3 separate regions of the Homo sapiens genome follow, and regions 1 and 2 are each linked to region 3. Evidence: chromatin contacts called from ENCODE Hi-C or POLR2A ChIA-PET data. All regions are on one chromosome and are shown on one strand. The core of a region is the stretch at or near the end of the contact, and the rest is flanking DNA. Distances in the headings are between cores, read along the strand shown. Region 1 has its middle 220 kb from the start of MIR4444-1. Region 2 has its middle 280 kb from the start of MIR4444-1. Region 3 overlaps LOC105373760 (a long non-coding RNA gene).

What was found. Hi-C counts contacts between places; a loop is a spot of excess contacts on that map. ChIA-PET counts read pairs that join two places held with the same protein, here RNA polymerase II (POLR2A). Pooled maps may share reads with other maps.
Region 1: a loop to region 3 is called in a map with no recorded cell type, with 9 times the contacts of the local background. The contact joins two enhancer-like sites. A Hi-C loop is called at or near these places in 2 of 168 maps with a recorded cell type or tissue (A673 and sigmoid colon), 13 of 37 single-sample maps with no recorded cell type and 12 of 50 pooled maps. POLR2A ChIA-PET finds 5 or more read pairs at or near these places in 2 of 52 experiments (activated T-cell and naive thymus-derived CD8-positive, alpha-beta T cell).
Region 2: a map of GM12878 shows a loop between it and region 3 (4-fold over the local background). The contact joins two enhancer-like sites. A Hi-C loop is called at or near these places in 6 of 168 maps with a recorded cell type or tissue (GM12878, PC-3, PC-9 and 3 more), 31 of 37 single-sample maps with no recorded cell type and 17 of 50 pooled maps.

What each region holds. Positions count from the first base shown.
Region 1 is chr2:176,995,423-176,999,175 of GRCh38, forward strand. No RefSeq gene overlaps it. Among named protein-coding and RNA genes, the nearest start is that of MIR4444-1, 220 kb to the right of the region's middle. Within about 2 kb of position 1,834, at least 4 of the 41 ENCODE cell types and tissues checked have a DNase peak (open chromatin) inside an H3K27ac peak, as active enhancers do.
Region 2 is chr2:176,929,991-176,933,735 of GRCh38, forward strand. It overlaps the pseudogene RNU6-187P. Among named protein-coding and RNA genes, the nearest start is that of MIR4444-1, 280 kb to the right of the region's middle. RefSeq lists an enhancer at 1,910-2,209. Within about 2 kb of position 2,406, at least 4 of the 41 ENCODE cell types and tissues checked have a DNase peak (open chromatin) inside an H3K27ac peak, as active enhancers do.
Region 3 is chr2:177,147,013-177,150,707 of GRCh38, forward strand. All of the region lies in intron 1 of LOC105373760 (a long non-coding RNA gene), which reads right to left. Among named protein-coding and RNA genes, the nearest start is that of MIR4444-1, 64 kb to the right of the region's middle. RefSeq lists an enhancer at 1,363-2,086. Within about 2 kb of position 2,064, at least 2 of the 41 ENCODE cell types and tissues checked have a DNase peak (open chromatin) inside an H3K27ac peak, as active enhancers do.

The DNA.
Region 1 (3,753 bases), core at 584-3,083, 150 kb before region 3:
CTCACCAGCCTGTGCAACTAGTTCAGGTTGCTTAACTTGTCTGCACCCTAGTTTCTTCATTTACAAAACAGGATAATGAGACACAAAAGGCAGGTTTGCCATAAAGATAGACTGTGAGGCCCATCCCAGTGCCTGGAACCTGGCGGACACTAGACTCTCAGTCACCTCCTGCCCTCTCCCTTCTCCCACCCCCATGCCACAGCTTTCATTATAACTGCTCTCCTAGCTTACAGGGACCTTCTCTCCTCCACACTTAGAGAGAAATTGTGATCTATGCCACACAACTTGGTACTTACTCAAAAGTTCATTAAGATTCTTTTTTATAAGGGACTAAAGCCCAGGTCAAATTGCTAAATACAAAAAGGACACTTATTAGTTCCAATAACTGAAAGCAGCGGAGACAGGCAGAACTTCATCTGCGTGAGCTTGATCTGGATACTCATTTGTCATTGGGGCTCTGCCTCCATTTCCTTGTGGTTTTCCTCTGGCTCTGCCTTGGCCCATGCTCGGGCCTCATTCCCAGGCTGGCTCCCATCATGACAGCACGATTTACCCCAGCATTCCCAGCCTTCCTATCTGTGTGCTGCACTGACAAGCAGAAGAGAAGGTCTGAGTCCCAGCTTTCCCAGAAAATATTCTGCAAATCCCAGTTTCAATCACAATCCGCCCTCCTGGCCCCTGCCTTGACCCCCCGCAGCAAATCACTGTGGCTGGGAAATGAACCGAGCTCTTAGTCTTAGCCTGGGTTGTGCCTTCACCCTGTAACCCAACCCAGCTCCAATCCAGACATGGAGTCACTGCCCAGAAACCACTTGGATACCCATGTGGACTGTGGAGTCCACAGATATTTCAAGAGATTTGATGGCAGCCTTACCAGTCCACAGGACCCAGATCTTCTGAGGGCTTCTGTAGCCTGAATCCTAGGCCCGGCCCCAATCAGGTTAGTTCCTTGAAGTTGTACGCTTCCACCCCATAGCTAAAATGGCCCCTTTTGTAGGAATCCAGAATACATAAAATTGCAAGGGATTGGATTCTGCCCCTAAATTGATTTTATACCCTTGAAAGTTTTCTACTATAGCATGTGTGAGTGTGTGTGTGTGTGTGTGTGTGTGTATAAATTGTGATTAGATAAGGCTCTAAAGAACAGTTTTATAGTCACTCCACCCATTTGGCTTTCCATAGAAATAAAATCCTTCATTATGGCAATGACCTTCAACGAAGGTTAAGTACGCAAACCTCAGTTTTAAAAAAAACTGTTTTTAACTGCTTTTATCTTTGAGCCTTTGAAGTAGAAAGTAAAAAAAATCAAATATTTTATTTTTGACATCTTCAAGGAAGGTATATGTAAATAGGAAACATACATAAAATCCCTGAGCACAAACAGAAAACAAATGATTAAATATAATGACAATTGCAGAAATATAGATTGAAGGTAAAATAGATTAAGGATGCTGCCCTTTGATGCCACTTTCTGTCAATAAGGCATAAGATAAATTTGTGAGCCTCATATTTCTCTGATCCACAGGTTAAATTTGCCATCCTGTAATTCCTTGTCACCATTTCAAATATCAAGCTAAACATCGTGTATTTCTCTGGGGTATTCACAACCTTCAGAGAGTAGTTGATAGTGATCACATTTCTTCTGAAGTCTTTGTTGATCCAAGAATACATATTTTGTTGTGTAAGTCTTCATAAATCAGTCTTTCCGCCCGTTTATCATCCCTGTTACTTTTCTCTGAACACTCTCCAGTATGTCTCCAACTTGCTAATAATGAGGTTCCCAGACCACAATGCATCATTCCCAGCTCAGTCTCTCTCCTTGTGCAGAGATGGACTTTGCCTTTTGGCTTCCTGACTCACTGTTTCCACTGACTAAGTTCATATGCTGCCAGATCATATATGAACCCGTGATTCATTTGCTACCCATTACAATGCCTGGGAGAACCCAAGCACTTCCCTAAATAGGTCAATGCCTGATGTACTAGGTGCCCAGAAAAGTTCTTTAAATAAATGAATAAATAAAAGCATGAACTTCCCTGTTGTGTCTTTAGTATACCAAAACATTTATTACAAAAAGAACAAATGAAAAGGAATATGCAACCTGTGTTGACAGTGGGGACAAGGGAACAGAGGTAACACATGAGAATCATGCATGGATGCTTTGGCCTGTACCATTCAAACGTTTCTACCAATTTGATTTGATTTAGACATATTTCATTTTCATTTAGCACAAGACAAAAGGAAGTTCAGAAAACTAAGGTATTTCACCACAGCAACTGAACAGTTGAATTACAACTGAGAACGTATCTGGAGTCTAAAATTCTAGTGCCCAATGTAGACTGCAGAGTAGAACAATCTGAAAATACCATTAGTAAAGTCCTTGTAGTTCCTGGGAATCAGTTCCTACATCTTCAGCTAAAATACTTGAGGCATGGGTTCTAACTGTGATTTTTTGCCTCAAGGGCTTTCCCTTTCTACTCATAATAACAGGATGCAAGAGGGTGGAAAAGGGAGAGGAGCAGAGCTAATCTGGTTTCTTGCTCTCTTGACCCCAATTACACTAGTGGTAGTGACAGTGACAGTAATAGTAGTAGTAGCTGCTCTTATTATTGAGTACCTGCTGTATGTCATGGACTCTGCTTAACCCTTCACATAATGTTATTTCATTAATAGCCAATTAAAATATGCACATTACCTCAATTTTACTTTAAGGAAACGGAGTCCCAGAAAGATTAAATGTCTAAGGATCACGCAGCAGAGTTAAGGTGCTATTTCAGCTCTGGGAGACTGCACCCCACTCTTCTGCCCTAGCACAGACTCTTTCCTTGGTTTCAATACTATACCAAGCCTGACATGTCATGCCTGACAGCCACTCCCATTTTCTGGTTCCTCTGAACTTCTCCTTAAGGACCCTTAATCAAAACTAACTGAGAAGTAAGGGGGGGGGGTGGGGGGGAACATTAGCTAAGAGGAACCTCTTAGCTAAACTTAGAAAAATTTGGAGTTTTCAAAAGGATCTTCTCTCCAGGAAATTAAGAAAAACAACAAACCATTAAGCATGTCATGTGCTAATAGGACCAGCCTAGTATAAGGCCATGTAAAAAGGCATTGAAATCTGCTAGTGTGATCCCAGCCTGGCCACAGATGCCCATGGCAGCCCAGTTTCCAGGCACTTGCCCTCATCTCCAATCTGTCTTTCTACCTTGGTCAGTTTGTTCCATTGCATGTGTACACTGATGGCCCCTGGCCAGAACTGAGCATATCAGATCAATACAGCAGTACACAGTACTGTGATTAAACACTGCAATGAAATGCTTGGTAAAAAACAAAAAACAAAAAACAAAACAAAAAAAACTCCCCAAATGACTCCTCTTTAAGAAAATAATCAAAAATAATTAAAGCAAAAAGCAAGACCAAATACTCTTCTCTGTTGGTTAATTCATTCCCCCTCTAATTATCTGTACATTCTGCTCTCTTTATGCTGCAACTCCAAACCAACAAATACTTGGGTTGAAAATTTTTAAAGAAGTAAATTCTTCATATAATTCCACAGGTCATGCGAAAGACCCATAATTTCATGGACATAGTACTGGAAAGGAAGTGAGAAGATTTGGTAAATATGTGTCTCACCACTTTGTTAGCAGGGACTATAAAATAATGATTTTTGAAAGCCCCCTTGGATATATAAAGCATTCTACAGTACTCATGAAATATTGGTTGAATTGGTTGAACCGACCTTAGGTAAACCTCTCC
Region 2 (3,745 bases), core at 1,156-3,655, 220 kb before region 3:
ACGGAATGCTTCACGAATTCCATGTCATTCTTGCACAGGGGACATGCTAATCTTCTCTGTATTATTCCAATTTTAGTATATGTGCTGCTGAAGCAAGCACACGTGTTTATAATTTTAGTAGTCATTTAAAATATATTTAATTTTTTAAATAAATTCTTCCTAAATTGATTTGTAAATTCAATGCAATCTCAATCAAAATCCTAGCAGGTTTCTTTGAAGAAATTGAAAAGCAGATGCTAAAATGTATATGGAAATGGAAAGGACCTAGAATAGCCAAAATAATTAGAAAAAGAATAATAAAGGATTTATTATCCTACTTGATTCTAAGACTTACAAGAAAGCTACGATCGTCAAGACAGTGCGGCACTGAGGCAAGGATAGACCTATAGATTCATGGAACAGAATAGAGAGTCCAGAAATAAATCCAAAGTTATATGGTTGATTTTTGACAAAGATGTGAACATAACTAAATTGGAAAATCAGCAAAATAGTGCTGCAACAACTAAATATCTAGAGGGGAAAAAAACAACCTTACAACATATTTTAAAAGCTAACACAAAATACATCATAGGCCTAAACAGTAAGAGCTAACACTATTACATTTCTGGAAGAAAATATAAGAGAAAATATTTGTAACAACAGTTAGGAAAGGCATTTTTAAACAGGACACCAAAAGTACAACTCATAAGGAAAAATATTTATAAACATTTTCAAAAGTAAAAGCTTTTGCTCTTCAGAAAAAAGTGTTAAAAAAGGCAAGCCGGACTGAAATAATAGATATGAAAAACATATCTGACAAAAAGGCTTGTATCCAGAATATATAAAAGATATTTACAACTTAAGAAGGCAAGAGCCCAATAAAATGGGGAAAAGATTTGAAGAGACTCTTTACAAAAGAAGTTATACAAATTCCAATAAGCACATGAAAAGATGATCTACATCACAAATTATGAGGGAAATGTCAATTAGAACCATAATGAGCTACTTACTACGCACTTGAGAATATCAAGGATGGGTGAAGAGGTAGGACAACTTGAACTCTCATACATTGACTGTGTGACAGTATAAAATGGTACTATTTCTTATATAGTTAAACATATACAAGCCATGTGACCCAGCAATCTTTATCCTAGATATTTACCCAAGAGAGATAAAAATGTGTCCACGCAAAACTTTTACATCAATGTTTATAGCAGCATTATTCATAATCGTCAAAACTGAAAGCAACCCAAGTATCTATTAACCAGTGAATGGATAAACAAATTGTGGTATATCCAATGGAGTATTACTATAAAAGCAACAAAATATTAGTACTCTCGACAACATAGGTGAATCTCAAAAATATTATGCTAAGTGAAAAAAGGTAAACACAAAGGGCTACATACTATGATTCTGTCTGTATGAAATTCTAGGAAAGGCAAAACCATAGCAACAAAAAGCAGATCAGTAGTTGGTTGGCTGGGGCCAAGAGCTGGGGGAATATATTGACTGTAGGAGCACAAGGGAACTTCTAGGGTGATGGAAATGTTCTAATTTGATCATGGTGGGGAATGGATTTTTTAAATATACTAGGGATTTGTTTTTCTTTTTAAGGGATTTCTTTTGGAAAAAAAAAAAGTCCTAGAATAAGAACAGAAGCATGTTCTCTTCTGAGAAATAATCCTTAGAAAATAGAAGTTAAGCCAAAATATGTAACATTACCTATGTCTTTTAAAACTTTTCTTGTCCATCTAATTTCCATCTTAAGAAAAATTAGAAATAAATCAATTACACTTTAAATACTTTTGGTACAGTTGAATATGTACAGGACTGCTGAATATTGAATAGGTTCCCAGAGAAACTCTTTGTAACAGAACTTTCCATTTGACCATAGCCCTTAAGGCATTTAAAGACAAGTGAGAAACAGACTGTTTTGGTTCGTTGGTTTGGGTTTTTTTTTCTTTTTTTTTTCATTACTTAGCTTTGTCATCATGCTTTCCTACCACCAGAAGGCATATTTATGACTCATCAGTCAACACCCAGTGTCAGATAACTAGCCATTAACATACTTCACTTGTACTGTGATGAAAATGATATCACAACTTTCAAGAGATCCCCTTGAAGATGAAACTGAAAGAAATGGTGGCCACATGTTGTTTCAAACCTGTATTCGTTACACCTCCTGACTGCATGTCGTGCAAAAGGGCCAAACAGATGTGTAAAAAATAGCTGTTTAACAGGGGGGAAAATACTGTAAAATTGTTTATGGCAGGACAGCGGGTTCTTATAGGCAAAGTAAATTACAAATAGATTTCTCAATTACTTTTTAAAGCCTAGTATTTGATTCTTATATAACAGTCAAAAATCAATTTTGCATGGAATTTATGTGAATGCCTCATTATTAATAAAACAGCGGTTGGCGGCTGCTACTTCCTCCCCACAACAGCAGCACGCAGTGGGGAAGCATTCACGTGCCAGGCTGTGCAATTCTTTATCTTTTTATCCTCTGGTTCAGCATCATAAAAAAGAAAGGGAAGAGATGAATCCCAAGCAAATTTTAGGCATGGGCTTCTGGCAGCACCTATTTCATGGGGGCCTGCTGGTGCCCTGAGAGTACTTGGTGATGGGTGCTGAGGGAAGTCCTCACCCTACTCCCTGCTCATACTGTACCTCGAAGGTCTTTTTTAAAAAAAAAAAAAGTATAATTAAGCAAGTAACTCTAGTTGTTGAAAAAGTCACTGAGCTCTTTCTCTCGCTCTATCCTTAGCATATCCAACCTCGGTACTAGAGTCTACTGACCCTGTGAATTGATTTAAAAGGACTGGCCAGTGGCAATTTTCCCCAGATTGCTTTATTTCTCCAAAATAAAATTATTTATTTTGAAAAGAACTTGCTCCTGACCCAAACATTCTAATAACATAACAAGCATAATTCTCATTCAACAAACAAGAAAATTGAATCCCACTTATGTCTACAGACCATAACAGTCTGCTCCCTACACTGTACTTGATTCATCAAACCATGAACACTCCCCGTTTCCCAAATGAAAAGTGTAGTGTGGTGAGAAAAACCTAGCTTCTCTGGTTAGCCCTCCCTAACCAATTGGATGACTTTAAACAGTTATATCACTGTTTTAGGCCATGTCTGTTAACTGGTAAAATAAGAGAGTTTTCAAAATTATCTGAGGTTTCCTTCAGCTAAGATTTGGCAATGAGAAGAAATCATTGTATTCCCATTACATGTGAAAAGCAAAAAGAAAATTCTATGTTTGGCCAACAACATGGAGAAATGCTTATCTTCAGAGGTTAAATTCAGCTAAACAGTAGCTACCTGCTATTTCTTCTATTGGGTGCATGCCTCAAAAACGCTAACGGGGGAAATGGCAGGGCGATACACTGAGTGCTTACAGCATGTTTCCAGAAACTGATTTATTCTTGATTTGAATCTCTACTATGTGCATAATTACACCTGGTAACTGCAGGCAAGCTGTGGGCAACACTCTTGCCCCCTTAGTATTTGTGTCAGCAGTTAATTAGGAATGCAGTGCTAATACAGTCTTTAAACCAACCCCAAAAAGCTGTAGTAAAATCTAGTTTAACAAACAGACATGCATATCAGATGACTCCTTGCAGATACAGAATACCAAGAGTTTATTTACCAATGAAAATCCATGGTAGGTAAGATCTGATCCATGGGTTTGTTTGCTTTTGGGTTTTTGGAGACAGATTCTCGCTCTGTTGCCCAGGTTGGAGTATAGTGACGTGAT
Region 3 (3,695 bases), core at 814-3,313:
TTTTCTGGTTAAATGCCTACCAGAAAGGCAAATACAAAATTCATTTCCATAAGAGATGAAATCAGGCTTTTAACCTAGCCAATTGCCCATATAAACAATCTTCAATATTATTTGGTCATCATTTGGTAATTAAAATGGAAAATCACAACCATGCTGAATTTACTCCAGGTGCCAAAAAAGTTATTTAGCAGATAACTAGAGATAGAGAAAATGTCTCTTTAACAGATTCTTTTAAGAATACATCTACAAGAAGCATCTGGCTTTCAAACAGTCATAAAAACGAGAAGCAGTTGAACAGTGGCACCCAGAGGTGAAAAGTATATTGCTTCTAGAGATTTATATTGTTAACTACAATGTTTTTTAGTCATCCTTTTTTTCACTTCCAGATTTGTTTCTAGTATCATACCAGAAATCATTTTTTCTTTGTTGCATATTGAAATACCATATTTTAATAAATAGAAATAAATGTTTCGTTTTAGAAAAAGTACTTTCTTTATTAAATTGCATGCCAATTTCCCTCCTTCAAAACAATAAACCAACTGAACACCAGGCAAAATACCTTCCATAGTTGAATATCATGTTCACTCATCTACTTCTAGCCTACCAAAATTATTAGCAAAGATATTTTTAAGAAATACCTCTGTGACTACTACACAATTTCCATATACTCCAAGCTACATTTGTGCTAAAGATGTTTTTGTTGGACCATCGCGTATCCCTGAAGAGATAAACCTGGGGAGATTTTTAGAATTCCATACTGAACCCCCTCCCATTATTATGATAGCAGAGGATGGAAATGGGAATAAGAATGCTGGACAAAAGAAAAGGGAATAAAAATACTTTTTTTTTAATTCCACAGGAAGTTTAAAAATAACAAAATCTATTTTGACCAAAATCAAAACGCGCCTGCCGATTTTAATTAAAGCAGCTCTATACCTTTGAACCAGCCAACAAGCAGCTGCAGTAAGCATTTGGCTGGCTCTGAGTTCCTAAGCTAAACTGCAGAAAAACGCCTCCTCCTGGATCTAATCACCTTCGGGCGCCTCAAATAAACCTTAGCGTGTGGGGCCAGCACAGGTCAGTTTTTTAAGAGCCTCCGTAGAACAGGGTCTTATTTTTGTTCCTGAGCTGAAATGCACACATGCACTTAGCAGAGAAGGTTTGCCTAATCTATCACCGGTTTTCGTCTGTTTCTGGGTTTCCATTACCTTTTGTCAGACGTTTTCTCCAAGATCCTCGCTGCTTTCTTTTTAATCACCTAAGAAGCAACATTGATGTGACAAGCTCCAGAAAAAGGCTCGTCCTTTCTTATCTGCATCTTCAGCCTAATGATGAGGAATGGGTTCCATAAACTTGAAAAAGGCAGGAAAATGCTGCCAAAGTCATTATCCACTACTTTAAATTGGAAAGAAAAAAGCTGTCCCTTTTTAGAAGAATGGTAATAACGTATAAAATAATTGTACAAAGCCTACAGCGTTTCATATAAGAAAGGAAATTGCCCAATGCAATTTAAAAGAAAAACAAAATACCTTCATTTCCCGCTATCTGAAATCTACATCAGAATGTACCCTCGATTTTGCATATGAAGCAGAGTGCTCAATTGCCTGCCAGAAATGAGAGCGAATTATGCCTGCACTCAAGTTAATATTGAAATAATCTCCCTCTTTTTGATACCTTCCTCTCGTCCCTTTTTCCCCTTCCGTACATTGCAGTGTCATTGCCTAAATCAATCTTTGGGCATTAAAGGTAGCTTCTGGGGAGCTTCTCAGTCGCCAGCCTGCTACTTGTCGGGGGCATCGGCTATGAACTGCAGCTGGATGGATGCCTGTCTGCCTGCTCGTCTTTAAGTCTCACGAAGCAAAACCGCAGGCTTTCTCGTACTCAAAACCACACCATCATTGTCCATATTCGGGTATTTCATTACAGTAACAGTTTGAAGGACACCAGGCTTACAGCCTTTTGGAGCAGACGGTAGGGAAGCTGCTCCACATGGATCATATTGATCTCTCCAACCACTCCTCGAACATCCACAGCTGTTCCAAGATTTGCGCCCAGCGGAGACGAGACGCGGCAGTAGACCTGGGCGCCACCTAGTGGATTCTATTGACCTGGGGGAGTCGTCAACGCGTGGTGAGGTATATAAGCTTCAGGGAACAATCCCTACAGCCAACCTAGAAAATACTAACTATAGTCGAAGCAATAGGGAAGGAGTCTTATCTTTAAAAAAAAAAAAAAAAAAGTAACAAGAAGATGACAAAAGAAGCAAATGATTCAAATGACTGACAGGAATTTCAAGAGTGGTTTTTCAATATAAATTTCAAATCTCTGAAATGTCAAAGTGCTTTATTATTTATATCTTTATTAAGAAAAGGAAAATATAGAAAGTTTATTTTGCCAAAATATTACCACTTTTCTTTAATCTGCCAGATTGGTCACATTTTGCCTTAATAAGTTTATAATTCAGTAAGCCAATCCAAATGGAACTGAATTTTTATTTTTCCTACCATCTAATAAATATGAGTCTTAAGAAAAGCTGTTTATAAAATATTCCACCAATTATGTCTCCCTTCTTCACCCATTCCATTCACAGTTTCCATTCCTATTATCCCCCAAAAGAGGTCGTACTCATTTTTCCTTCTATTCTTTACATGCACACATTTTCTGGAAGAAAGAACTTCAATTTTCTTCGTGGCAAAGTTGTGGCTATTACCTCGTTTGAGATCAAATTCAAAATACAATTCCTAGAAAGTTGTACCTTCAATTGATCCACATTCTGCAATCACTTCCTACTTTATGTTTTCAAATATATTTTATTTAACATTGCCACTTGATCATAATTTTCTAATTGTCTTACCTCCACAAATTGTACTTTTGTCTGATCCACAACCTCTGCCTCAGAAGAGGAGCCTATTAAATGTTGAATAAATAGCTATAACATAAGCAGATAACTATCTCTGACAAGATTTGTTAATAAATACTCTGGTTATTCTACCCTTTGGATGTGCTAAATATATCAACAACAACTAACATTTATTGAGGTTTTTTACTTGATGGTCACAATGGCCCTATTAAAATAGATACTACTATTATCCTTATTTTATAATTGAGGAAAGCTACTTCTAGAAGGTTAAGAAATTCACCACATTGACATGGGCAGTAAGAAGTGGAACTGAAATTTGAACCTGGTCTTTCTGACTCCAGAGCCTATACCCTGAACTTCTATACTACACTGTGTCTATCTTATATGTTGTTATTAAAATATATGATACACTATGATCTTATTACTGGTTGTATTATATTTTGATGATTCACTTTATAAAAGTAAATATTTCTAGTTTTATCCCCTGCAAAATAAGTTATTTTAGATAGTTGCTAAAATTATTCAAGTTGTTAATATTTTTTACCACGTTTGGTCTTTAAAGAATGAACTTACTATAATCAAAAGATTTGCACAAAGGAAGGAAAAGAAATTACTTTACTGATCAAAGGACCGATGCAGGAAAATATGCAAGCTGACTGCATTTCGCTAAGATTGCAACAATGAAGTGGAAGAGCTAGGGGAAATGGGAGATCTGGTAATAACTGTTTCTTTGTTTTTTCAGTTCACCTGACCTATTTAAACATTTTAATTTAGAAATGCTCCTCAGACTTCTCAGGTTTGGTCTCATGAGTAAGCAAATCAGGAACCCACAGGA